Regions from separate parts of the Homo sapiens genome. Here all the other regions are linked to region 3. The links are chromatin contacts, found by Hi-C or POLR2A ChIA-PET in ENCODE. All regions are on one chromosome and are shown on one strand. The core of a region is the stretch at or near the end of the contact, and the rest is flanking DNA. Distances in the headings are between cores, read along the strand shown.

Region 1 (6,809 bases), core at 3,435-5,934, 570 kb after region 3:
GGAGTGGTAGACAGGTGAGTGACCACACCTGGGGAGAAATAAAAACACAAGACCATTCAATAGTCATCTCCACATCTGTGACTTTGTATATACTTACATTCTATCTAGCATGGCCTGGAACATCCAGGGGTTAGGGGGAGACAGGAGCTGCTCCTTATCCCAAATGATGTTTTGTATCTGCACTAGTTCTACAGGTGACTTTGCTTTGGTTAAAAACATTGCTAGCATCTATAATTCTTTATCATGGAGATTAAATGTAGACAGGCTTGGGAATAAGACAATAAACAGGTAGTAGCAAAAAACAACTTACTTGTTAACTATTTATTGGGTATTTATGATAAGCAAAAGCACCATGATAAGTGCCATAAAAAATAAGACAGTCACCATTGTCTTTGAAGAGCCCATACTTTGGTTGGCCAGAGGAAAAGTACATTTGAAAAAATGACCAAAAGTACGAGACAGTATAGGAAAAGTGAGAAGCAAGTGACCTTGACATTATGACTATAGAAACTCAGAAGAAGGATGGAACTCAGGAAAGCAAGCATGATTCAAGTAGGCCAAGAAAGATCTGAAGCCATTTCAACCAGGGGCAAAGTGGTATAAAGCAAGGCTAAAAATACTCAAGGTCTAGGTAGATGTGTTTGAATAACGCAGAGGTTCATGAATAACAGTAGAAGTTAAGGCTGAGAAGTGGGTCAGGCCATACTGGGGAGTGCTACGAATAGCATAGTACATGGTCTGAACTTACTGTTAAGAGAACAAGAGATGGACCTTCAAATCACCAAATCCTTGACTCTGGGCTGACTCATACCCAAAGAGCGGGAATAAAAGCCAGTTCTTAAATAGTGAAAGTCCTGGACAAGTTATTTTGAGATTCTAGAAAGGTCATTGTAAAGGCAGGTCATCTAAAGGCCTCTCAACTTCACAAACAATCAGAAACTTAAAGGCCATAACCATTTTGCTGAAACTGTGCACTTTAAAGCCTTCACAGATAGGAGATTGATTGAGAGGAAAGTCCAATATGCTAAGTACCAGCTTAACTAAGTTCTTTACTAGAACGCTCAAGACTTCATGATTTTTCATCCAATTAAAAAGGTAACTCAACTTACAGAAATATCTTAGATCACAAGAATAGGGAAGGTCAGAAGACGGTAGACTCTGTAGGGGAAAAGAGATGGCCTCTTGACTGTTTTCAAAACTAATCTGTGTTTACAAAGGAATTACTTGGTAAGAATTAGGCCATTAGGGCTACATGGCCATGTTGGCTCAGTAAGTAGAGGGACAGGGCCCTACAATAGCAATGTTTCTAACACCCTAGAGGTTATCACCAACATTTATTCTAATATGCCAACAGAAATACAGATACAATTTCTGTACAAATAGAATAGCCTGAGCAGAATTTCATCATGGTGTTGGGGGAGGCAGGGGAAGAGGAAAAAGAAGTATGGGGTGTTTAAAAAAAATGTGTCTTTTTCCCCCAAGACAGTTACGTCTATTGGGTAGGTCCAGCAGCACATAGTTTCAGGATGGAGAAGAGGTCACCTCACATTATCTGTGGGAAAGCAGAGAGCTATGGTTACAGTAGGTAGCTGGACAGTTCCCACAACTCATCCTGGACAGTTCCCAAAACTCATCCATTTTCTCACTTATTCTTTTTAAGTGATTAAATGTTTAATCTGTAATTGGCAAATGCAGAAAAATGTTTGCTTTGGCCTATAGGAAATGGTAAGGGTGGGGGTCGGGGAGAAACTTCATTTGACCAAAAAACAAAAAAACAAAAAAACAAAAAACAACTCTGAAAATGTTTTGAAATTTAATTAGCAAATGACCTCACTTAGTAAGGCAGTCATTTGTTGGAAGCTTCCCCTTCTGTCTGTCCCCGACCTCTCCAACACACACACTTTGTGTTACACTGTGTTTTATGTTACCGAAAGGGCTCTTGTATATAAATGTTTCTTTTCAAATACAAATAACTCTGACATGGTTACAGATGTTTAGTTTCCAATTAGCAGTGACTGTACACTAAAGAATGCCCCTCCTTTTGCTCCTGACTTTTGTAAATGATGATTTCCCAAAGGATTCTGGCATCCATACAAGAGGAAGGATGGAAAGGGGGAAAAGTGCCAGTATTTTCTGCTTTTGGATACCCTGTGTTAGGGTGGTTTCCAAATGCACACAACCAGGTTAAAAAGCAAAACAAAACCTCTCCTCAAAAAAGTAATGCAATTACCAAAAAAGAAGCCAATTCTTGAAGTAATATTTAATTAAGTAACATTCATTATAAAGCAATGGTTAAATATTCTATCGCAAATTCTTTAGGTGGAAAGATTAGATCATAGACAAATTTATATATATATATATATATAAATATATACACTAAGAAAAAAAATTTCTAGGTTACTGTTTTGTCGCCTACTGGCGGCAGGGAGGGGGTCTGATGAGAACATTTAGAATCTAACGGTTAAGAGAATAGAAAATTAGAACACCTGAATTTTCATTCTGCTTTGGACACTGAGTTCTGTGACTTGGACAAGTCACAGTAACCTCTCTGAGTCTCAGTACAGTTAAGAATGGTGGCAATGCTTTCCACCTAGTGGTCTGACATGATGTCTAAGAGAACACTCCAAGAAGGAAGGGCTCCAGAAATTCCAAGTTTTTACAGTGCACTGTGCCAGTGTCCAGTAATAGCATCAGTATACTCCAGAATTACAGGCCTGTGAGTAGCCCCAAAAAGAGAATTAAGACCATGTGGTGAATTCTGTGCTGTTTTAAAAAGGTAAGACAACATGTTGATAATATGAAGGCAAAGAGGGTCTTTTTTTGGCCACTATTAAAAGTGATGAGGAAGAGTCTCAAGCCCTTCTGAAATAAATCGGATAGCCTCTGTCTCTCTAAGTCTCAGTGTCTTCCATAAAATAAAACAAATACACTTAAGGTCTCGAAGGTCATTTCTACTTTTAACATTCCTTGAAAATCAGTTCCTCTAATAGCCCTAAGCTATGTTCTAGGCCTGAATACTAGGTTCTCCACAGAATCTGCAAGGTACACAGACACCAGTGTCTTAAAACCTCTAGCCCTCTCACTTCAATAAACCCTTTCCATGTTCATTTTAATCACTTATTTATTGACTGCCTACCATGTCCTCAATACTGTGTGACATGAGACATGACACTTTTTCTTTTTTTGAGACAGAGTCTCGCTCTGTCACCCAGGCTGGAGTGCAGTGGTGTGATCTCGGCTCACTGCAAGCTCTGCCTCTCAGGTTCACGCCATTCTCCTGCCTCAGCCTCCCGAGTAGCTGGGATTACAGGCGCCTGCCACCACGCCCAGCTAATTTTTTTTATTTGTAGTAGAGACGGCCTTTCACCGTGTTAGCCAGGATGGTCTCGATCTCCTGACCTCGTGATCCACTCGCCTCAGCCTCCCAAAGTGTTGGGATTATAGGCGTGAGCCACCATGCCCAGCTGAGACATGATACATTTTTAATAGGAATACTTGCATCACACAATTGTACAGCACTTGACAGTTGATAAAACACCTGCACACCTGTGATCTCTTTACTATGCAACATTCCTGTAGACAAAAGGGCATTATAAACCTAAATTAACAGAAGAAAAATAAAATGAAGCTCAGAAGGATTCAGTGAAAACTCTGAGGGCTAAGTGTAAGCAATGCTCACGGCAGACTGTGATCCAGAGCTCTCTGGCTACCCAACCTGTAGCTCACACCTGGAAATCAAGGGAGCATAAAAATATCTCCTAGCTAACAAAAACACAAACTGTAATTTACACATATTTGGAAAATTTCTAAATGAGTGGTTTTTTGTTGTTTTTTTTTTTAAAAAAAATTTTAAGGATCATGAAAATATTTCAGAAACTAATGTAAACTATGGACTCTCTCACAAGAGGAATATATTTATGAACATATGCACACAATTTCCCACACAGTTTCAGGTTCGTGACACACATCCAAAACCCTTGTGGGGGGAGTTTCCCAGACCCAGGTGGAGAACCTCCTGCTGCTCCTTTGCATACATCAATGACCACACGATGTGGCTGTCAGGTTTGTGTTCTGCTGCATGTGACACAGCAGTGAAGAACACTGCTCACAGGGAACCACCAGCTTAGAGGCGATATACAGCCTGCTCATCACAAATCGGTGGTACCCATGCAGACATTCACAGCCGAAGAGTGGCACAGAAAAGTGAAGTGGGAGGCAGAGCTGAGACAATTTTCTGCAACAGATGAAGGATCTTCAAATGAGGGTGAAATACACACTTGGACTTAACACTTGAGGAACCAAGAAGAGTTCAGAATGCACTATTCTCAGCAAAAAAAGGACCATTCTGCTGAGATCATGCTAACTTTACCACCTTTAACAGAGTGGGGGCTAAGCTTTTTCTAAGTGTTCTCCTCTCATATCTACTCTCACAATCTGTTCTTTTTTTCTGAAAGGTTTCAAAGGTAAGTGGCTATACATCACCAAAACTGTCTCTGCCCACACACATCCGTAGGGACATCTACTGAGTACCTAGCACAGCACACACTTGGTCAGGTACCAGAGAACTGGAGAGAAAATCACTGCCTAGGCCACAAGCAACCTACAGTCTAGTGTGGAAGACAGAAGAACCAGCCAATGATTCTCAGGCCATGAGAAGTAAACACAAGCTGCTGCTGCTGTGTAAGTGTGACTCCTGTGTGTGGGAGTACTAGTCTAGGTGATCATGCCCAGCTCTGCCTAAGTGGGGAGAGGCGGCGGAGAGGCAGAGAGCGCTTGGGTTTGGCAAGAAAGAAGTCCTTTCCCAGGCCTGTGCCTTTCCCTGTGTGAACCCAAACTGCCCCTCAGGGCACCCAGACAAAAGGAAGGAAACTGAGATTAAGTCACTAGTATGTGCCAGGACTGGCTATGTGCTTTTGATACACTATTTTAATTATTTCATTAATCTTCATTCCAAGGTCAGTGTCATTAACCTTATTTTAAGATGAACAGAGTGAGGTGTCCCAGCATACTTTGGGTCATAAAACTAGCATAAAGCCTGCATTTTAATTAGGGTCTGTCTACCTACAAAATTCAGTCTTTCTAAGACTTTACAACGCAGTTGCCTCAAAATCCCCAGAGCCTTGGAAAAGCCGAATGTTTCCAAACATTCAACCTAATCACACTGAGGTATGAACAACTTAGAGAACCAATCAGTCTCTAATTTGTAGACCGTGAAGCAGAACAACGAAGATGATGCTGATAATAGCTAACATCTCCTGAACACTTATTAAAGACCAGGCTCTATATGTGGTACCTCATTTAAATCTGACAAGCCAGAGTGGCTGAAAGAAACTTTGTAGGCAATGTTGGGGAGGTATTTTTGAACTGAGGGAACTTTAAGGCTCAGTAGCACTGGGCGAGTCCCTGCATGTCACAGGAACCAGAGGCTTCAAAGTCTCCAAATGGCTTCAGGATCCAGCCAATATCCCCTTCCATCCTACCTCATTAACATAATTAACATTCCCCCAGTTCCTCCCCATTTCCTGGCCCACCTCCAGCCCTGATTCTTATTTTTCAGGTGAGGCTATACCATATGCAAAACAGAGGCCCCAAACTTCTGTCAATGATGAAAAGGACCATCCACTTGCTCTAGATGCCCCTACTTAACCAAGCGGTTTGCATCTTCAGAGCTGGTATGAGTTCAAAAAAGCTATGTCTGACCCTGACCCCACACCCCCAACACACCCCCTAAAACCTCTCACTAAAGTTACTCAAGAATGCCAGCCATGCCATTATGGTCTGTTTGTCCTACAGCACAGCTGTCAGCTCCTGGGAAATGGTCATCTACTGACAACCCAAAGTTGAGACAACCCTATTTAATAGGCCATCTCTAAAGGCTGGGTGACACACAGCAGGCTGAAGCTCTGGATTATACTACCTTCAAAAAATCTTTTTTCTATGTATGTTTTGGCAAGCCAACTAGTGCCTTTGCACATTTCAGTTCATTCTCACTAGAGTAATGTCCTTTTACTCTTGTACTTTTACTCCTGTACTCTTGTAATGAAGAGGGGAACTCCTCTTCATCTTCTGAACTATGCTAAGGTATTACATTTTTGTTTAGAGACAGGGTCTCGCTCTGTCACTCAGGCTGGAGTTCAGTGGTTTGATCATAGCTCACTGCAGCCTTGAATTCCTGGGCTCCAGTGATCCTCCCACCTCAGCCTCCTGAATAGCTGGGATTACGGTTGGGTGCCACCAGGCCTAGCTAATTTTCTTTTTCTTTTCTTTTTTTTTTTTTTTTTTAAAGTAGAGACAGGGTCTCATACACCTGGCCTGAAGTGCTCCTCCCACTCTGGCATCCCAGAGTGCTGGGATTATAAGCATGAGCCACCATGCCTGGCCTCTGCTAAGGTACTACCTTTTTTGTGAAACTTTACTGTACCTTCTGTGATCAGAATCAATCACTTCCTTCCCTCTGCCTACTCCAATTGCATATTTAGCTCTCCCATAGCAGCCAGTGCATCTCACTTACCTTCCCCACAGTAGCTCTCAGGCATCATCATGTCTGCTAGACTGAAATGACATTGAGAACAGAAACAGGGTCTTCATAGTTCTTTATCACAGAGCGCATAGGACAGGGACTTAAGAACATGCTCTGGAATCCAGCAGACCTAAGTTTACATCTGAGTTCTGACACTTACTAGTGTGTGACTTTAGATAAGTCAGTAAACCTAGGTTTGTACCTTCTATAAATGGGGAAAAGGAAGAGTGCTCATTTCATAGGGCTGTTGTGAAGTTTAAATGAAATAATGCATGAAAATAAAATGCCT
Region 2 (6,689 bases), core at 3,329-5,828, 630 kb after region 3:
ATCTTTCCAACCTACAGAAGCACATTCCATCCCCCACTGTCCATTATTCCCTACAATACCAATTTTACTTTTTCATAACATTAACAGTTACTGTTGTTTTACTGAAACATGTTTAAAGTCCATCTCCTCTCACTAGGATGTTAGCTCCCTGAGACTAAAGACTATCTAATTTCTGCTCTGATCCCAGCACCCAGAATGGTGTCTAGTACATAGGAGGCATTAGTAAATATTTGCTATCTTCTTGCTATTTTTTTTAGAACTTCCCACAAATCCTGCCCCTTCTTTTTCAGCCATAGGGGTTCCATGTTAATCAACCTGACTCTAAAGATATATACAAGATTACAGAAACTCTTCTTTGTTAATTCTAAAGAGCATCACATAACCTTAGTCAGGAATGTGTACTAAACATGCCAACAGTTCAAACAGTACTACATTTGTCTCATCTACTATACTATCAAGAAATCACAGGCTGGGCTCAGTGGCTCACGCCTGTAATCCCAGCACTTCGGGAGGCTGAGGCAGGTCAATCACCTGAGGTCAGGGGTTCAAGACCCGCCTGGCCAACGTGGTGAAACCCTGTCTCTACTAAAAATACAAAAATTAGCCGGGCGTGATGGCGCATACCTGTAGTCCCAGCTACTCGGGAGGCTGAGGCAGGAGAACCACTTGAACCCAGGAGGTAGAGGTTGCAGTGAGCTGAGATAGCACCACTGCACTCCAGCCTTGGTGACAGAGCGAGACTCCATCTCAGAAAGAAAGAAAGAAAAAAGAAATTGCCCAACAATTCCTCTTTCATTCATTAAAAGTGAATAGACTAATTTAGCATAAGGTCCAATATTCTCAAATAATTTTTTTTTGTTTCTATCATTTTGTTCAGCTAACACTTTTAACTAAGATTAATATTAATATGCCAACTCATATTGTTCAAGTGAGGGGGTGGTGCCAATAGTCCCATATTTCAAGGAACATAATAAAACTAGAAGTATTTTCAAATGACTGTACTCATTTCCTTTTACAGATGAGAAAACTGATACCCAAGGAAATGAAGTGAGTCTCCCAACATCAAAATACAGCTTGGAGGTAAATACAGAACTAGAATCCAATTATCTTATTTCCCAATCTAGTCATTAGACATTCCAAGGTTTCTATTTTACAAGTAATCTAACTACTGCTGTGCCAGGCATCTTCTTAACAAGCAGAGGACACACTGTGACCCAGACAGGCCAGTTTCCAAAGAAGTTCATGTGTCCCCATGGTTTGGTTGTATGGCAGTCTCTCCACTGCTGTCAATCAGCCTGGTCAGGTTAGATTAAGGTTCCTCACCTGAGCTTCTACTCCGACACACTGAGTCAGGCCCACCCACTGAATTTATGGGAGTAGATGAACAGGCAAACTGCCAGCTAAACTGATCTTTTAAAATCTAATCATCTGCTGTTACAAAGCATTTTTGGAGATCACTGGACCACAGATAATTCCATTGGGTCCAATAAGTCTCCTGTCTCTCCTGTATTCAAATTAAGAGACTCTTCCTAATATACTAGAATATCCCTTACTACCCTCCACCCACCCCCAAAAAAACATCTAACTCCCGTGCAAATCAAACCAGAAAAGAGTGTGTGTATTTGTTCTTATTCAGGCTAAATGCTTCACTTTTCCCCAGTGAACCGATGCTTTTTGTAAGTCTGTGAACACTCAGGCTGAGACTTATTTACAAGAAAAATAAACAAACAAACAAAAAACCCAAGTAGTCACCAGGCAAATGTTACACTCCCAATTAAGACACAATGCTGTCTATAGGTATGATGTGATGTCTGGTATACACATATTTTCCCAAATTCACAATTAGAAGAAATAAGACTCAGGATACAAGGTGTGATTTTCCTCAGCTGCAGAAGTATGGAAAAGAGTCCCTTAAGAAGTGGACATCCATCTCAGACTGCAGGAATTAGTCTTCCTTCTGAAGAACTGCCTGGAAGTACTCAAATAATAGGATAATTTTCAACAGATTGGCTGGATTTCCAGACGGAGAGGGAAAGCCAGCATTTGGTAGAGTTGTGAAAAGAACATTTTGGACATCTTAGCCATTTGTTTTTTTGAGAGCTAGAAAACTAATCTGGAATAAGTATAACTCATTATTGCTATTATTATTAAAAACTCTAACCTCTGGCTCCTGGGGCTGGCAGCAGTAAGTAGGTTGGTTTCTGTATACATGCAAATGAAATTTATTAAGTTAGATATTCCAAGATGAGAGTCCTGTTTTTGGTTTTCTCACAAACGCTGGTTTTTTAAAGTACTCTGAAGTTAGTAGACTGCCACCTCTTGCAGACCCTGGAAAGGAATTTGCTTGGCCCCAAGAGCAGCCTGTACATTGAAATTACACAGAGTCAGACTTTCAACATAGCTGGGAGTCATTCCCTTACATATGTGTTTCCGCTTAATAGCCAGACCCAAAATCGTTTAAAGACTGAAGCTGTGTTTGCTACTTCAACTATATTTCTTATAGCACCCAGCAGAGGAGAACAACATAGCATGCACTTTCTACATTTTGTTTTTAAGAGACAGTGTCTTGCTCTGTCACCCAGGCTGGAGTGCAGTAAAGCAGTCATGGCTCACCGGGCTCAAGTGATCCTTCTGGCTCAACCTTCCAAGTAGCTAGGACTACAGGCATGCACTACCATGCTTGGCTAATTATTATAGAGACAGGGTCTCGCTATATTGCCCAAACTGGTCTCAAACTTCTGGCCTCAAACAATCCTCCTGCCTTGGCCTGCCAACTTTTTTCTTTTAAATAAATGAAGAAATAAATCAAGTCTCTTTTCTTCCCTTTAGTTATATTCTATTAATTGCAATTAATATGCACTCATTAAAACAAACAAGCAATATACAAATAAGTAAGTAGAAGGAGAAATTCCACTTTGTCCATTCTAGACCTTTTCTATGCACATATAAAAACATTAAATTAGCCAGGTTCAGTGGCTCATGCCTGTAATCCCAACACTTTGGGAGGCTGAGGTGGGAGAATTGCTTGAGTCCAAGAGTTCAAGACCAGCCTGGGCAACATGGTGAAAACCCATCTCTACAAAAAAATACAAAAATCAGCCAGGTGTGTTGGTGTGAGCCTGTAGTCCCAGCTACTTGGATGGCTGAGGTGGGAACATCTCTTGAGCCCAAGAGGTCGAGGCTGCAGTGAGCCAAGATCACAACACTGCACCCCAGCTTCAGTGACAGAAGGAGACCCTGTCTAAACACACACACACACACACACACACACACTAAATTACACATACATGGTTATGTTAAACAATATTGTTTGGCAACTAACTTTTAAAAAATACTTAGGTGCTGTATTCATGTATGTCCTGGAAAGAAAGAGAAAGATATTTTCCTTGTCCTTAATTTAAAAGAAAACTTTTAAAATAAAAGTACACTCTATTTTAGCTCCAAGTGTGATTAACAGTTAAGTTAAATACGAATAAGAAGCAAATCATATGCCCTCAGAATTTTGAAGGCAATGCTCCATTAACTTCTAAGTCCACTGTCATTTTGATTCCTAATTCTCTGTATATGAGCTGTTTTTTTTTTCTCTCACTTCACAAAATTTTGGAAATGACGAGTCTTGGGGTGAATCATTTTTCATTCACTGTACTAGGACTCATGTTCTTTAGTTCTACATGTTCTTAAGCTACTTGATAATTTTCTGCCCTCACTTTGCTCTGCTCTCCTTTCTGAACTTCTGTAAGTTGAATGTTCAACTGCCTGATAATCCTCTAATCTTATTTTTTCTCTCCCATGTTCCATCTCCCTCTCTCTAGGTCAATCTCTGGCAGTGTCCTTTTACTGTCTTCCCTAGTATGTACTGAAATTTTTACTTGGGCTATCATATTTTTTAATTTTCTAAAGCTCCTTCTTATTCACAGATTGCTCTTAATTTCATCTCACCTCCCTGAGAGTGTAACTTACTTTTTTTCCATCTGTTCCCTATATTACAGTATACCTGCTTCTACGGAATTCCCGTTTTTAAAAAATCTCTATTTTTCTTTCTATTGTTGATTATAAATTTTAGGTGGCAGCTGTTTCTTGGTATGCCTGTAGTACTTCTGTCCGTCATACAAACACACTTTCTCTCTTGCATAAGCACGTGCTCTCGCTCTCTCTCTCTCTCACACACACACACACACACACACAAACACACACAACAATGCAAAGAGTAATTCTGTCAGTTAAAAACAGGAGCATATTAAATGCTATAATGTGTAAAACAAGGGTTAGAGAGCAGGCTAACAAGAAGACACAAGAGAAGCCTATCCTGAATAAGCAGTATTGCAGAAAGGCATTTATGCAAAGGATAGGTTAGGTTCTGGCTTATACTCATCCAAACACGCTTTCCACTATGTAAATCTGAAAAACATCAATTCTAAATGCAGAATTAAAAGATTTTTCTCTTCTTCTCAATTCAGCTATGACTAAGGAAACAGAGACACAATAGTTACTAAGGAGGCAGGAAATCCTTCCAGCTAACCAACTTTTACATTCTGTTCCTTATGGTCAAAACGTTGACCACACTGTGGTAGCTCTTTTTGACTTTATGACCTTATTACTAAGACCATCAATTATATTCACTGTTATTTGTGCAGACGAACTGCTCGATTGCCAAAAGACTACGCTACAGTGCTATTTAACCTTTCCCAACAGAGACTCATTGAAACTCATTTGGTAAAATGTTTTACCTAACCTTGCAAAGATACTTCCTAGTAAATATTTGAGGTATATAAATACCTCCAAGTAGTCTTAAAAATGTGCAAAACTCATCATTGTTAAGGCAAATACTCATCTAAATTATAAAATCACATTAAAAGTTTAAAAAAAGTCATGCATTCAGACAAAGGTAATATTCCACATAAACTAAGGCAGTTCAAATACTATTTATCTGACTACATTCAGCCTACTTCCAATGGCAATTAAAAAATAATAATATGCACAGCATTTCATTTTAGAAAAGGCTGCTACTACATCATGGAATAGAATGTGAAACCATGTTCCACAGATTATTTATTCTGTGGTGGGGTGGGAATGAGGAAATGCAAAGTAGAGAAAGAGCAAAGGTCTAGAACCAGCCTGACCAGAGGAATACCACACAGTGGCAGTGTAACCTTGGGTGATTCATTCAACCTTGCTAAATAATTTTACATTTTCTTTTCTTTTCTTTTTTTTTTTAAGCAGAGTCTCGCTCTGTCACTACATTTTGTTTTCTATAAAATGGGAATAATAGTGCCTACTTAGTGGAATTACTTGAGAAATGAGATAATGCATCAACAAATCACAAATCTAACTTTGTACCTTCTGAACAAATTACACACACATTGTTCTTTTGTCTTGGCTCTTGCCACCAAGTCCTCTTCCTTTCCCTCAGCACTTTAAAGATGAGATGAAAGGAATAGAGAGGAAATTAGTATAAATTACAATTAAGTTCAACACACTCAAGATACTAAGATACTAAGAGTACACCAGAGAACATAACTCACTTTCAAACTTACAATGCAAATAGCTTTTAAAAATACACAAAGTACAGGCATTGAAAGCATGAATAAAATTTAGGTCTGGCATAAAAAATTTTACACAGCATTCTGAATACATTAACACCTATACTTTGAAGGAATCAAACACTAAATTTTATATACGTGTGTGTGTGTGCACACACGTGCCAAAGGCCAGGAAGACAGCTATGAAGTGGGATAGAATGTTCCACATCGGTAGAAAAAACGTATTTAGGATATCTACACACACACACACACACACACACACACACACACACACACACACACACACATGCACAGTGAGTGAGGTGATTAAAGGAGATGAAAATGGCGGTATACACAATGCTACTCTCACTCTCCTACTCACACATAATAAGATACCAATATTTGGTTTTGATGTGCCCATTCTAGTAGTAAAAGTAGACACTTCTGTGAACATATACACAAAGAGGTGCAGATGCTTCAATAACAAGTTTATTTGCTTCTTGGAAAAGGAAACCGTATTTCTCATAATTATTTGTAATTACAACAGACTTACTAGTAGTTGAGTCTCTACTAAAATAATTTAAAGTCAATCTTAACAGTTTTCCAAAAACACCTTCAAATTTGCCAGGAAACAAGGAGCCTAGAAAAATGACTGATACAAAGACTAAATAAAAACAATGAATTGAAGGAACAGTTACTGATAGTTTTCATATGTAAATTCTGGCATTCCATCTTATTTTTAATTAATTCCATTAAACTGGTGTTTCATAGGTCAGAGGATTTTATGACTATACACCAAAAATGTTATTTAAAATTCAGTTATAGGGAACCGCCCACAAATATTTTCTAACACTTTTTTCTTTTGTCCAATTCAAATTGTTTTTGCTTCACTTTTTTCTCCTTTAAGTCCAATTTCATTCTTTTTATTCACTTCCACTTCCTGTCTTTGCCCTTCAACAAGGAGTACTCCATTATAAAGTCTATTCCATTCTTTCTGGAATCTACATAGCACCAAACTAATCTGCACATACACTGAGGATGAGAAAGGAAAAAAAAAATCCCAGGTGATAGGGGATATCCTTACATACACACACAGTCTCACTGTCCTCTACCTCTCGACAAAAAACAAAACAAAACAAAACAAACACAACCATAAATAGAATGGCCAAG
Region 3 (7,502 bases), core at 4,288-6,787:
TGCAGTTTCTGTTATGTCCCACTTAGACGATTGCAGGAGCCTCTTAACTGGCTTCTAACTTCCACTTCTTGTCCCTCTTCAATCCTTTCTCCATACAGAAGCCCAAATTAACCTTTAATGACACAAGTCAGACTCTGCCATTTCCTTGCTTAATACCATCTATGGTTTTCCACTTCATGCAGAATAAAATGCAAAGGCCTACAGTGGTCCAGAAGGCCCCCACGTGTCCACATTGGCTGCTGCCCACCTTGTCAGCCTCAGCTCCCGTCGCTCTGTCCCAGCTTGCTATGCTCCACCTGCTCTTGTCTTCCTAATTCTTGTTTCTGCCTTGGGGCTTCTGCAATGGCCATTCCTTCCCCAGGAACAGCTTCCCCCACATCTTAGGATGGCTAGCTGCTCAACCATCAGGACTCAGTCAAATATCACCTTCTCAGAGATGCCTTTGAACATAGTCTCTCCCCATCAAATTATTCTGTTTGTCTCTTTCTTATTATATTTACTATGATCTAAATTTATTACACTTTTATACAAGCATTAATTGCTTATCTTGCATCACTAGGATATCAGTTCCTACTGTGCCAAGCTAGTAGGTACTCAACAAATATTTAATGAGTGAATGGCAGAAGGTGGAGAAGCAGCACATGGGCACAAACTCTAAAGCAGAGAAGAGGGCATATGTCCAGGTGCTTCGGGTGTGCTTTGCAGATTCAGGGCTGAAGCCTGGTGTTTAGAGAGTTCTTTTCAGTCTTTCCAAGGTCTCATCCCTAAGCACGTGCGTGCCCTGCCTCAGGTGGCCTCCTGACTGGCTGAATAGTAACGCTCGTACTACATGCCAATGAGAAACCACAGCCTGAGAGTGTTGGAGCCGTGGCTCGCAGACATTGATGTTTATAAGAATCATCTGGGGAGCTTGTTACAAAGCACGTTCCTGGGCTACGGCCCCAGAGATTCTATCAACTCTACTGATGAAGTCCTGCAGCTAGACTGAGGCAACACAAGGACTGGGTGACCATTTTGTCCAGTTTTAGTCCTGAAGGCCTCAACTTTCAGAACATTCCTCAATGCCTGGCAAACCAGGTTGGTTTGTTGCCCTAATGGAAGGTGTTCAGAGAGGCAAGGAGTAGCTGATGAAGTAGTGAAGAATAGTTTCCTGCAGGAGCTGAGGGGGAACGTTTCTCATCCTAGGCATTTGTTTTTGGCTGTCTTCCTGGCCTTGCCTTTGAGCCAGTCTGGGTTTCTCAGGCTCTAAGCCCAGACAGAAGGGGAAGGAAACCGTTGTTTCTTAGACACCTGCAATGAGCTGTCTGCTACTCTACATTTTTTATTATCTAATTTATTCCTCAGAAGCCTTTCATGACTCCCATTTTAGAGACAAGACACTGAGGCTTGATAATGGTTCTGTAATTGCCCAAGCTCAGACATCTGCAAAACGGAGGAGATGGGAGCAACAAAATCCACCTGACTCAGAAACCTGGCCCTTTCTAGGTGTTTTGCTAAGGCTGGGGGCGGGGGGCAGAGATGTGGCTGGGACCTTATCTTGACAGATGTCCCTCAGTCCAGGGGGATGGGGCTCTCTCCTGGGATCTAGGGAACACCCCAGTGACTAGACAGTGAACTAATTTTTTTAAAAAAAGAATTAAACTATTTTATTTAACATGTCATAGTCATAAAACAAGTCCATATATTTAGTTTTCTGATATCCTAATGTATTTCCACAAACCTTTTAAGTCTACAATTTTATATAGTTTTCCATCAGGGAGGCAAGATATATGTAATTTCTTTCTTTCTTTTTTTTTTTTTTTTTTTGAGATGGATTCTCGATCTGTCACCCTGGCTGGAGTGCAGTGGCGTGATCTCGGCTCACTGCAACCTCTTCCTCCCAGATTCAAGCAATTCTCCTGCCTCAGCCTCTCGAGTAGCTGGAATTACAGGCACATGCCACCACGCCTGGCTAATTTTTATATTTTTAGTAGAGACGGCGTTTCACCATGTTGGTCAGGATGGTCTCAAACTCCTGACCTCATGATCTGCCCTCCTTGGCCTCCCAAAGTGCTGGGATTACAGGCATGAGCCACTGCGCCCGGCCTATAATTTCTTTCTATATGTAACTAATTAAAGGTTTTTAAGAGGGTTTAATCTCTAAATAATTAACAGTTTAGTCATAACACCATAGAAACACATTTAAATATTCAGGAAAGAGATTTTTAAGATTATTGCTTAGTCTTATAAAATGGTGAATTTTTTTTTTTTTTTTTTAGACAGAATCTTGCTCTGTCACCCAGGCTGGAGTTCAGTGGCGTGATCTCGGCTCACTGCAACCTCTGCCTCCCAGATTCAAGCAATTCTCCTGCCTCAGCCTTCCAAGTAGCTGGGATTACAGGCATGTGCCACCATGCCCAGCTAATTTTTTTGTATTTTTAGTAGAGACGAGGGTTCACCATATTGGCCAGGCTGGTCTCGAACTCCTGACCTTGTGATCCTCCCACCTCGACCTCCCAAAGTGCTGGGATTACAGGCGTGAGCCACCGTGCCCAGCCTAAAATGGTGAATTTTAACCAAATTGATACCTCTGTATTCTTATTTTATGTTTCCTATACTCTTACATCATACTGCTTGGCAAGTAATGTAAGTTTTGACGTAATTTAAAAATTCAATTAGTTGTAAACAAATTCTAATTTGTTAAACAATTTATATATTCCTCTTTACTTACTACACTACCTCAGAATTAATCTTCCTTAAAAAAGTAATCATCCCACATAGAAAAAACTGCAGAGCTTCATCTCTTTCTTAAATATTTTCAAATAATGTAAGAACATAAATCCATGTAAAAACTGATTAAAAATGGACACTTCATCTTCCTTTACTAATTATGGAATAATAGAAAGAAGTAAATATCATGTTCTTAATATTTCTCTGCTTAACAGAGAAATACGAAGAAATACTGCAATTATGGTTATGGGAGATTTTCTAGCTTCTTCAAGTACAGGACACAACTATGGTTCCTACCAGTAAGGAGAAACGAATAATCAATCTTACATAACACAAAAGAAAGGTGAGAGGCACAAAAAGACAAACTGACTTTGGCTTTTAAGAACCTAATGTTAACCCTGAAATGCCCGATTGAGTAACACAACAACAAAACAAAAGATGACAGCAGCAAGTCACCACTTCACACAGTATTAAGAATTCTGAAATACGTAATAGCCTTCCTCCCATGTCCCGCTCAATCTGTTGTGTTGTCTTTTTGTTTTTCCTGCTTTTTGGCTGCAGGCAGTTCAAGGCTTGCCCACTGCATCGGTTCAGCTTTTCTCATAGTGATCTCAATCTTTGTTGCAGTCATAGTTACATAACTTCACTTTACATCAGTCACACCCCATAATTTCACATTTTGATGAAATCCCTTCTCTCCTTCAAATCCAATGTGCACATTTAACAACGTGCTATTTACTTCTACTCGGCTAAGTTCTGGAAGTGAATTTTTAGCATATACTGAAATGGTAACTTCACCTTCAGTCTGATGCCAGTCCTCTCTACGTGGAACATTTTCCCCAGCATCCTTTTTAGCCCATATGTGTTTCCCTGTTGAACAGCCCTCTTGGGCTAAGAATGTATTAAAATCAGAAGTTTTTCTTCTACAACAGCTCCAGTATTTCATCCCCTCATGGAAAATAGGTACTCCAGAATGATACACACAGACTTCTTCTAGACTCTCTAGACCCCGATATGTCTTTGAACACCCTCCATTCTTACATGAGGTCCCAATCTTAATTTCATCAGTCTTGTTGCTCTCTTTTTGTTTTTTTTTTTTTTTTCTGGTGGAGTCTTGCTCTGTTGCCAGGCTGGAGTGCAGTGGTGCAATCTTGGCTCACTGCAACCTCTGCCTCCCAGGTTCAAGCAATTCCCATGCCTCAGCCTCCCAAGTAGCTGGGACTACAGGTGTGCACCACCACGCCCGGCTAATATTTTGTATTTTTAATAGAGACGGGGTTTCACCATGTTGGCCAGGATGGTCTTGATCTTCTGACCTTGTGATCCGCCCGCCTCGGCCTCCCAAAGTGATGGGATTACAGGCGTGAGCCACCACGCTTGGCCTCTTCTTCTTTCTTATCTTCTTCATTCCCTGATGACAGTTTAAGTTTATCAGGTGAGGCAGATATTTTTAATTCCAAATTTGTCATTGGTGCATCTGGGCTTGGCCTTTTGATTGCTTCTACTGGCTTCGGGGCTTGAATGATGTGTTCCTGAAATTTGGGTTTCAATTCAGATAGTTCTTTCTTCTCAGTAGTCTTTACTTCAGGTTTGACTGGCTCATGTGGCTTCTCACTATTATGTCTACCTTTTGTACAGCCTACAATGCTTAAGAAATCAGAAAAATCAATTGTTCTTCTCTTATATCAAGACCAATCCTTAATGCATCGTGAAAGACTGGAACACCTGGGTGGCATATGCAAGCATCATCGGAATTGATCTCAGGATCGAAGCGCTGACCGCAGCCCCGGTTGTAGCACAGCAAGGCCATTTTCTTTTCCCACCGTCACAGGCAAGGCCCAAACACCGGGAACGGCAAGAGGGTGCATTTGCCACTCCCGTGTCGCTAGCACCGGCCTTGACAGTGGACTATTACAAGGATTTCTGTGGGCCCGCTCTGAGCCGCCGTTTCTGGCCGTGCAGACGGACTTCTACCACACGGTGGCGCTGCGGCTCTGCCATAGAAGGCTCCTCTCGGTCCAGGAGACAGGCAGGGCCGGCCACAGGACCAGCCTCCGACAGCGATTTCATCCGCACCCTGCGGGGCAACGTGGGGGCCTATCCGTAGCTTTCAGCGTTTCCTGGACCCTACCAGGACAAGAATCGCGGGGAGAGGTGCGAAGAAGGTCTGGAGAGGAGGAGGCTTGGGACAATGCAGAGTCCTGGAAGTGAGGCTGACCGCTGACCGCTGTCAGGAGGGACATGGACCGCTGCCGGGGAATCATGGGATTTCCCACCGGCCCAGTCATCTCCCACGTCGGGAAAAGGGAAGAGCTGCTTCCCCATGGCGTGTGCGCGTGGGAAGGGTCTCGGGCAGAGAAGAGGCACTTTTTCTGTCCTCCAGGCTGTTTCCGCCAAATGAAGACCTGGGCTGGAAGAGCCAGGAACAAAGAGGAGAGTCGAGTGCTGAGCACCCAGCGGGAGAGGATGCAGCCCGGTCATCTCACACCTGCTGACCACACAACATCGTCTGCGAGTTCCCCCCACCTACTTCGCCTGCAGCTGCCATTTGGGAAGATGACTCTTGCCTCTTTCACCGTCTGTTTTTTAGATTAGGACTCACGGGCCTAGGGCAGGAGTCAGCTCTTCCAGATCTTTATCGAAAAGTAACATCACACTTGTGCCCAGGGGTTCGAGACCAGCCTGGGCAACAGGACAAACCCCCTTCTCTACAAAAAAACCCACAAAATCTGTGTGGAAGGTGTGTGAACCCTTGGGAAACAGAGTTGCTGTACACGTGTATCAGGCCCTGAGCCAGCTGCAGGGTGGGCATTACTGCTTGGTGCCCTCCGCCCTCACTCTTCCTCCCTGGATGTTGAGGATGGCCCCGTAAACCTTGTTCATAGGGGTCCCTCGTTTTCTGAGACACCTCATCTGAGCACTGACGAGGGGACACAACTCTTGGCTGGGAAGCAGGAGACTGAGCATTGCCTTCAAGCCATCCCCACACATGTGACCTCAGTCAGCATTCTGCCCTTTCATGGGTGTCAGTTGTCTCGTCCATAAAATGGGATGATGTTCTTGTTCCAGCCGGCATACTGGATGACTAAATGAGGGAACAGGTAAGAAGCTGCATTGGAAAAAGGTACCATTCAGCTGCAAGACATCCTTGTGCAGTTCCCCCAGGGCTAATGGGGTTTGGTTGCCCACCTTTGCTGTGTCTCTTCGTGGCGCCAGCAGGTGGCAGCATTGCCTTTGCATGTGCCGGCTCCACCTCTGGCCTCTCCCAGACATGCAGCGTGTAGGGCAGGGGACCATTCTTCACCCAATTCATTTCAGGGGTCATGGGAAGGAGGGATCTGAAATGCCCTGAATGGGAAGGGCCTGGAAAGAAAATGAAAATCTCATTCCTCCCCTCAAAGAAACACAGATAAGCCAGGAGAGCAGGATCTGGTGCATGAGCCCAAGAGGGCTAATGTGACCACTTAGGCTGAAGGGGGACCTTACCTCTCTCTGCCACAACGGTGTCCCCCACCACCTGGAGGAGGGAACTGGGGATCCAGAAGGCTTGGGTCCTTGTCTTTGGTTGGAAAAGTCAGCCAGCATTGCAGTGGGGCAGCAGGAATTCCTCTATTTTTGTGTGTGCAACAGAGTTGAAAACTTAATTCACTCTATAATTTATTTGTGCAAAAAAAAGGTAATTTCCTTATTTATGAGTCTATAATGAATCTGGCCTTTCTTCCAACCCCTGCCTGATGATAAGCGAGAAAAACAATGAAATTTTCAACTTGATTTGAACATCCTGGGGCCAGAGAGTTTAGCCGGTCTTGTTAAGTGATCTTATTAATTTCTCTTGGATAAAATGCTTAGTTCTCAGACTGCTTTGCCCAGCTTCTCCCACTGTGGTGCTGTTGGGGTTTTGTAGACAGTCAAGGGCAGCTTGTGTGGCATCTGGTAGGAGGCATGAGTTGGGATCCTGGGGTGTGGTGTCCTCTAGACCCAGCAAGGTCCCCTGTCCCTCCTGGCCACTGATCATACTAGAAGCTGAGTTTATGAAACTCATGGTCCAGTCCCTCCTGATCTGACTAGAGCCCATGTGGCGCCCCTGGCTGGCCAGCCCTCCTGCACCTGGGCCCCTCCTCCCCACCAAGTCTCCTAGCTGTGCCACCATGGCCCCAGTAGGGCTGCTGGCTCACAGGAATGGAAGTTGGCTTTGAAAGCTGAACTTTAGTGGTGCCTCTCCCTTACCGGGGAGCCCTGGTGCTGGAGGCAGAGGCCGAGTTGGTTTGCAGCTGCCTGGGATGCCACTTCTTCCCAGAGTTCCAATGTGAGTTGGGGACAAGGGCTTCTTTCTCTCAGGGAGGGGTGAGTGGGCCAGTGCTTGGCTCTGCTTGTTATCCTTCTAATCCCCTTCGTACCATCCCCTGGGCAGGAAGGAGGGGACCAACACTCTTCCTCTTCTTGCTCAGTCATCCATTACATAAAATTCCAGGGCCACACCCAAGGAGAGGGATGAGGGAATCCAGGAAACATGCTCTCAAAAGAATAGCCTGCTTTAGAAGACTTTTGATCTGCAGCATAATCCTATTTTGCATGTCAAATACCAAACATTACCACATTTTTTCTTCTGTGCATTCTGTCTATATCAAACATTAATCCTGGTCTCTCTTTAAGCAGAGATGCATGCCTCAGGCCAATGAAGATGAAGATCATGTACCCATCAAGGCAAAAGAGAAAAGCACTGCACTCCAACCCGGGCAACAGAATTATTATTATTATTTTTTAAGAGATAGGATATCATTCTATTGCTCAGG
Region 4 (7,103 bases), core at 3,242-5,741, 600 kb after region 3:
CAGTATTATGGAAATATGTTCTTTTCCTTGATAGAGAATACTAATTTTCACAAAATTCTTCTTTAAATTAAAAGCTGAAATCTATCTTCCATTTTCCCATTGGGAGCAAAAAAGAGAAATTATGCGCCTTCTACCATATGGCAGTCTCTCAAGTATATAAAGACCATTATCATGTTGCCACTAAGTCTTCTCCAGTCTAACTGTTTCCAGATGTTTGGTTTCCTCCTCATCTTGGTCACCTCCCCTCGACAGATACTAGTTCTTCAGTGACCTTCCTAAAATGGGGAGCCCAGAACAGAATAATAAGGAGAATAATGTGGGTTTAGGCTAACCAACAGAGTTCAGGGGGACTACAGCCTCCACTATCTGGAAGCAGCAACAGTGTCATGCTGCTTTCTCATGGTTCACCAGGATATCTCATTCACCAAGATATTTTTTCCCCCACAAAAACTGCTATGAAGCCAGATAGCCCTCATTTTGTATGTATATAATTTTGACTTTTCTTTAAAAAATCAGAATGATATATATCTCTATTAAATGTTATCTTGATAGTCTCATCCCATCAATCCAGTCTTTCAAGGCTTTTTTGGGGGACAGGGTCTCGCTCTGTCACCTAGGCTGCAGTGCAGTGGCCCAATCACAGCTCACTTGAGCTGCCTTGACCTCCTGGGCTCAAGCAATCCTCCCACCGCAGCCTCCCAAGTAGCTGGGACTACAGGCGCAAATCACCAAGTCTGGCTAATTTTTAAAATTTTTTGTAGAGACAGGTTCTCCTTATGTTGCCCAGGCTGGTCCAGGCTATTTCGAATCTTACTTTTAAATGATGAACTGCATCAGACATACAAAATGATGACAACAACGAAAAGAATCTAGAGAATAGGATGACATTCAAGCATTTGCCCAATGCCCAATTTAAGAACACATCACAAATAAAATTGTAGCTTCTAGTACATGGCTCCTCAATTTCACCCCTTTCCTCCCCATTCAGAGGTAATGGTCTTATGCCTGAATTTGTGTTTGTCAGTCCTATGCTTGAAGGTTATTTTGAATCTTAATTTGCTCACAAATTTGATAAGCATGCAATCTAGCTTGCCTTCATTTTTTTTATGGCTACTTTTAGCCATTAACAGCATAATCATAAAGCATCATGCTATAAAGTTGCAAGAGATTCTTTCCCTATCTCCTCAAAAGAATTTTCACTTGGACTTTCCAGCATTTGAAGCTATGTCACCAGCATCAGTCTTTTGACTTCATATACCTACCAAATAAGTAGCTTTACTTTCTTTCTTTCTTTTTTTTTTTTTTTGAGACGGAGTCTTGCTCTGTCACTCAGGCTGGAGTGCAGTGGCACAATCTCTGCTCACTGCAAGCTCTGCCTCCTGGGTTCACACCATTCTCCTGCCTTAGCCTCTCGAGTAGCTGGGACTACAGGCGCCTGCCACTATGCCCGGCTAATTTTTTGTATTTTTGGTAGAGACGAGGTTTCACCGTGTTAGCCAGGATGGTCTCGATCTCCTGACTTGGTGATCCGCCCGCCTCGGCCTCTGAGACCTGATTCGTCTAAGCTCTCCTGGGCCTTTGTTCAGGATTCTATGGTCCTAGGTTTGAGGCATATGTGGTTACCTAGAGCTCTTTGACTGGAACTTGAAACTTGCTTGTGAAAGGGAACTCAGAGATGTATGCCCAGGGACTTTTTGGCCTCTGAAAAGACTTTCTAGTCTCTAGAAAGCCCAGAGAAGCAGGCCCTGGTGAGCTGCATTCAGAGAGCCAGTCAAGGTTCTTTTTAAAGCATGAATTATTCTGCTTTGTGGTACCTGAACTGAAGAATGAATTAATGGTCTTAAATTGAAAGCATCACATTCACATGGTAAAGGGCTTTGTATCTGGATGCAGCACAACATCAGAACATAAAATACACTGGATTTTTTAAAAGTTGTATACAAGATGTTGGGATTGACATTATAAGTTCTGTCCCAAGAGGATGCAACAATCATAATGGCATATATGTTTAGGTATACTCTTAAACATGGGATAAAGGAGTAAAACTACATATAATACTTATAAATACCTTACAGAGAGGAAGGAAATAGCAGGTAAGTACACATAAATCAAAGGGAAACAAAAAGCTCTTGTTGGCGCTTTTAATCTTCTTCTCATTGTGCAATTCACTTTTAGCAGTCAGAGCAACCTTTGCACTACTCCCACAAACTGAAATTTTTTTCTTTGGCCAAACTCATAGTATCCATGAGCCTGATGAAAACCCTTCCAAGTACATAAATTACCCTTAACAACGGTACAAAAATAAAACACTGCTGACCCACTGTGCATACACCCATCCATCTTTTTAGCTATTACCCCAAGTCAAAACAGCCCACTCTTTACCACAATCAGAACCACAAGCACTGCCTGGAATGACAGGTTTTATGATCAGCCTTCCACTTTCTTCATGAATAATATTCTCAGAGGTCATCTAAATCAAATGCATACAGTTTTATCACATTCACTGCTTTTTAAAAATCTGTTTATAGTTCACCTCGCCAGTGAACATTTTGGGGTAGCATGGGTTTTCCCTGTGGTAGGCTGATGAAACCCCAAACTAACTAAATCTAGGGCCTTCCACTTTACCACAGAAGGTGGCCAAGAAAGAAGAGCCAGGCTTCTACTGTATCTGGCCACAAACCAGTCCTATAACCCCAGGCGATTGTCACCATGTGCCACACATGGTTAACCAATCCAATCAGTCACTTTTCCTACAGGAAAAGCAAAATAAGGAACAGATCCCACCATTGGTAGAGACATTACGTCTATATCCAGAAGACAGCCTGTACTCAGATACAGCAGCTGTGGATATAGGCTCCTCATCTCTCTCAGTTGCATACATTTCAGACCCTATAGGTCCATTCCGTGTAGCTAAGTTACTGGCTACTCAAAAGGCAACCAAAAAACAAGGTTATTTTGGTATAACAGAAAGAGTACATCTAACACCCTTGACAAGCCCTGCACTCTTGGGTTCAAATTCTAGCTCTGTAACTGCCTTGCTCTCTGAACCTCAATTTCCTCAACGGGCAAATGAGGGTGATAACACCTCTTCTCAGAGTCACTGTAAGTAAAATGACCAGTTCAATACTTGGCAGAAAGACGGGGCTCAACAAAGGTTGGTCTACTTCCTACTGACTTCTCTGCTCAGAACACTTTCTTTCTTGTTTTCTGCATTCCTGGGTCAAAATCTACTTCTTAATAAATTCCTTAAACTGCCTAACCAATTTTAATAAGCTACTACTGTCTAGCTTGTTAAAATTGTATGTGTGTGTGTGTGTGTGTGTGTGTGTGTGTGTGTGTGTGTGATGGTATTAAATTTAATATCCCAAGTTTAATTTTGCTACTCAAAATGTGATCTACAGACCAGCAGCAGTGGCATTATCTGGAAGACCATTTGGAAGTCGGACTCTCAGGCCTCACCTCAGATTTACTGAAATCAGAATTTATATGATAGCCAAGTGATATGTTTACATCTTAAAGTTTTAGAAACACTGTTCTATAACACACATGGACAGTCAATAAGTCAGAGCCTAGGCTCTGTACTTAAGGAATCAAGGGTGGTGCTTCTGCTTACAGGACATTTTGCTTACAGTGACTCTCAGAAGATGTGTTATCACCCTCATTTGCAAGTTGAGGAAATTGAGGTTCAGAGAGCAAGCAAGGCAGTTACAGAGCTACAATTTGAACCCAAGAGTGCAGGGCTTGTCAAGAGTGATAGATGTGCTCTTTCTGTTACACCAAAATAACCTTGTATTTTGGTTGGTGGCACTTCTGCTGTTGGTGATGTTCTATGAATCTACTTCATAAAGCACCTTACTTACTGGAAGAAAGCAACTACAACCGCAGCATTTTCTTTCACTGGAAGAACAGACTGATTGCAAACTTCTTACTTTGTATTTTTAGAGGTTAACAAATGATGCCCTAAGTACACTGGCTTCAAAGCAATATTTAAATTTTCTATATTAATGCAATCTTTGTTTTATATAATGGATACTTTGAATATAATGAGTAGTATCAGCATTCTGATTATATGTAAACTAAGCAACATTTTGGAAAGGTACTTTCAGGTACCACTGAAAGGTACTTTCAATGTAGTAATTTATTATTTCTAGGATGCAATGAACAACAGACTGAGTAGTAAAAAGCTTCCACAAATTCAATGTTCTTAAGACAGAGCACAGGTTCTAAAGCAAATCTCTGTTTCTAATGTAAACTGCAATTCTGTGCACATGCCTTTCCTCCTTGCATCAACTTTCTGAAAACATTTCTTAGTTCTTTCCACTTATTCATGAAAGAACAATTTTTAAGGCCCCTGAAAGTAAAATTTACCACCCAAATTCCTAAAATGAATCACCAAATGCCAGATGAAGGAGACTGGTAACTTTGTATATCAGGAAACAAAAACCAGTCTGCCTGAGTCATCTCTGTGATCAAAGATAACACAGCCACAGCCAAGGCTTGGCGCAAACAAATAGCTCTGCAAGCGCATGCCAGAACCTCATGTTTAATGGTTTTCTCACATTAAAATGCATAAGTCAGCTCTGTGAAACAAGGAAGTGAAACCTAGGACACTACATACATAAGAAATACTCTCTTGAGTTTGGTTTCTTACCCTTCTGCTCCAAATCCACTTCAATTTTTGGTAGAAACACAAAAATGAAGGTACTGTTTTGTCAAGAGCTAAGCAGAAAGGTAATAGCTAACTAATATGATAGGCTTCTGAAAGGTTTCATGAGAAAATTTTAATACTTCTTGGAGGCCTACATATTTAGGCCTTTGATCCAAAATGAACAAAGTAATCAGAAGACGGCAAATGCCTGAAAAGATGTAACACAAGAAGTGGTAATAGGCTCTAAAAGAAGAGAACCCTGTTATATTATTTCATGAATACTCTATATTCATGGCTTTTTTCAGGTACTACAAACGTAAAAGAGAAGACGAGTGGGAATTCATGCCACATGGCATTACCATTTACATGCCACCCATTGCACCGGCTCGCAGACTCTTCCAGAGTGAAGAGGCAGATGTCCTGACATCCTCTCGAACCCGTGGACAGAAGATACATACCAGAACCAAGCCTGCTCCGTGCTAGCCAGGCTCAACACAGGAATAACGCAAACATGGGGCTATGTCTTTCAAAAGGAGTATCTCCTATCAACACCATCCACCTGCCTTGGAGCAGACAGGGCTCAAAGAAAACATTACTTACACAGGTTCTAATGAGATCCTGTACCCACAATATAAGCACCTTACTCTGAAACACTGGGGGCAATGGCAGGAAAACCCAGGCCTCTGCTTTCACAAGACCCCTCCCAAAGTTTGTGTGTGTGTGTGTGTGTGTGTGTGTGTGTGTATACAAGTTATATATATATACACGCACACACACAATAGTTATATACAAAAGTTTTACATATAATATATATAATAGTTATATATATAATAGTTTTTAATATATACAATAGGTTTACATATATAAAAAAATATATAATATGGCCGGGCGCGGTGGCTCATGCCTGTAATCCCAGCACTTTGGGAGAATGAGGTGGGCGGATCACAAGGTCAGGAGATCGAGACCATTCTGGCTAACACAGTGAAACCCCATCTCTACTAAAAATACAAAAAATTATCCAGGCGTGGTGGCGGGTGCCTGTAGCCCCAGCTACTCCGGAGGCTGAGGCAGAAGAATGGCGTGAACCTGGGAGGGGGAGCTTGCAGTGAGCCGAGATCGCGCCACTGCACTCCAACCCAGGCGACAGAGCGAGACTCCGTCTCAAAAAACAAACAAACAAACAAATAATATATATATATAAAATATATATGATATATATAAAATAGTTTCTGAAATAAGAAGAAGATAAAATATTCCCGTAAAACTCCCACGCCAACCTAGACAATTTCTACACAGCATGACACTACCTCATAATGAAGGGAACAAAAGGTCCCATGCTGAGAGCAGAAGAAGTACCATCCATCGGGGAAGCGTAGAGTCTCTCCAACACCAAAAGTAAGAGAAACATGCTTGGATGACGATTTGGTTCTCCCATATCACTGAAACAACAATTATTACACATGAAAGATTTCACATTTAGGTAGTGAAGCACTCCTCCTTCAAACATTTTTCTCATGAAATAATTATGTATATGGCCGGGTGCGGTGACTAATGCCTGTAATCCCAGCACTTTGGGAGGCCGAGGCGGATGGATCACGTGAGGTCAGGAGTTCAAGACCAGCCTGGCCAATACAGTAAAACCTCATCTCTACTAATACAAAAAACTAGCCGATGTGGTGGCGCATGCCTGTAATTCCAGCTACTCGGGAGGCTGAGGTGGGAGAATCACTTGAACCTAGGAGGCGGAGGTTGCAGTGAGCCAAGATCACGCCACTGCACTCCAGCCTGGGTGACACAGTGAGACTCCATTTCAAAAACAAAATTATGTATATGAAGTGAGACTCCACAATCAAGGGGATAGTTTTCCTTTTTTCTTTTTTTTTTCTACGTTCACTTCTTATCTCCCAAATGTGCATCATAAGAAAAAACTACTAGCAAAACAGGGAAATGGGCTTTCGTACAGGATCCTCTTCTCAAAGCTTATCATTTACATAATTAGAGTACGCTATTTTGATTAGAACTGTTCCTACAGTAGAGACGTGCCTGTTCCACAGTATGAAATGTGAAACTTTCAACATCCAAATGTATTTAAGAAAGCATGAATAGTCACTAAAGGCCAGAAAAGCACATTAGCATAAACTACTAATGTGAGCAAATGCATCATAACCAGAAGTAAAATTCATTACTTTTATTTTCTAATTATAAACAATTAGTGTACATTCATACCAAGTGCAAAATTATAGGAAAAATACAAAAGACATGCTTTATGATGTCCATACTAAAAATTCCACTACCAGCTTCAGAATGTGTGTGTGTTTTTTTTTTCTTTTTTTGAGACGGAGTATTTTTCTGTCACCCAAGCTGGAGTGCAGTGGCAAGATCTCAGCTCACTGCAACCTCTGCCTCCTGGGTTCAAGTGATTCTCCTACCTCAGCCTCCCAAGTAGCTGGGATCA

What was found. A loop is a pair of places that touch in the nucleus more often than their neighbours do. ChIA-PET counts read pairs that join two places held with the same protein, here RNA polymerase II (POLR2A). Pooled maps may share reads with other maps.
Region 1: a loop to region 3 is called in a pooled map, with 3 times the contacts of the local background. The contact joins two enhancer-like sites. A Hi-C loop is called at or near these places in 1 of 168 maps with a recorded cell type or tissue (endothelial cell of hepatic sinusoid), 2 of 37 single-sample maps with no recorded cell type and 4 of 50 pooled maps.
Region 2: a loop to region 3 is called in a pooled map, with 2.5 times the contacts of the local background. The contact joins two enhancer-like sites. A Hi-C loop is called at or near these places in 1 of 168 maps with a recorded cell type or tissue (Caki2) and 3 of 50 pooled maps. POLR2A ChIA-PET finds 5 or more read pairs at or near these places in 3 of 52 experiments (GM12878, IMR-90 and activated CD8-positive, alpha-beta memory T cell).
Region 4: a loop to region 3 is called in a pooled map, with 2.8 times the contacts of the local background. The contact joins two enhancer-like sites. A Hi-C loop is called at or near these places in 3 of 168 maps with a recorded cell type or tissue (CD8-positive, alpha-beta T cell, endothelial cell of hepatic sinusoid and naive thymus-derived CD4-positive, alpha-beta T cell), 2 of 37 single-sample maps with no recorded cell type and 10 of 50 pooled maps. POLR2A ChIA-PET finds 5 or more read pairs at or near these places in 5 of 52 experiments (CD4-positive, alpha-beta memory T cell, GM10248, activated CD4-positive, alpha-beta memory T cell and 2 more).

What each region holds. Positions count from the first base shown.
Region 1 is chr2:43,398,112-43,404,920 of GRCh38, forward strand. It overlaps THADA (THADA armadillo repeat containing), which reads right to left. Exons shown (of 38, transcript NM_022065.5): 29 at 1-28. Among named protein-coding and RNA genes, the nearest start is that of LINC01126, 170 kb to the left of the region's middle. RefSeq lists enhancers at 3,843-4,092, 4,173-4,362. Within about 2 kb of position 4,685, at least 5 of the 41 ENCODE cell types and tissues checked have a DNase peak (open chromatin) inside an H3K27ac peak, as active enhancers do.
Region 2 is chr2:43,451,358-43,458,046 of GRCh38, forward strand. All of the region lies in intron 26 of THADA (THADA armadillo repeat containing), which reads right to left. Among named protein-coding and RNA genes, the nearest start is that of THADA, 140 kb to the right of the region's middle. Within about 2 kb of position 4,579, at least 4 of the 41 ENCODE cell types and tissues checked have a DNase peak (open chromatin) inside an H3K27ac peak, as active enhancers do.
Region 3 is chr2:42,823,099-42,830,600 of GRCh38, forward strand. It overlaps the pseudogene CHORDC1P1. Among named protein-coding and RNA genes, the nearest start is that of TRI-TAT2-1, 16 kb to the left of the region's middle. Within about 2 kb of position 5,538, at least 7 of the 41 ENCODE cell types and tissues checked have a DNase peak (open chromatin) inside an H3K27ac peak, as active enhancers do.
Region 4 is chr2:43,422,145-43,429,247 of GRCh38, forward strand. THADA (THADA armadillo repeat containing) reads right to left here. Exons shown (of 38, transcript NM_022065.5): 28 at 5,956-6,087. Among named protein-coding and RNA genes, the nearest start is that of THADA, 170 kb to the right of the region's middle. RefSeq lists enhancers at 3,834-3,913, 3,952-5,151, 4,306-4,395, 4,416-4,475. Within about 2 kb of position 4,492, at least 24 of the 41 ENCODE cell types and tissues checked have a DNase peak (open chromatin) inside an H3K27ac peak, as active enhancers do.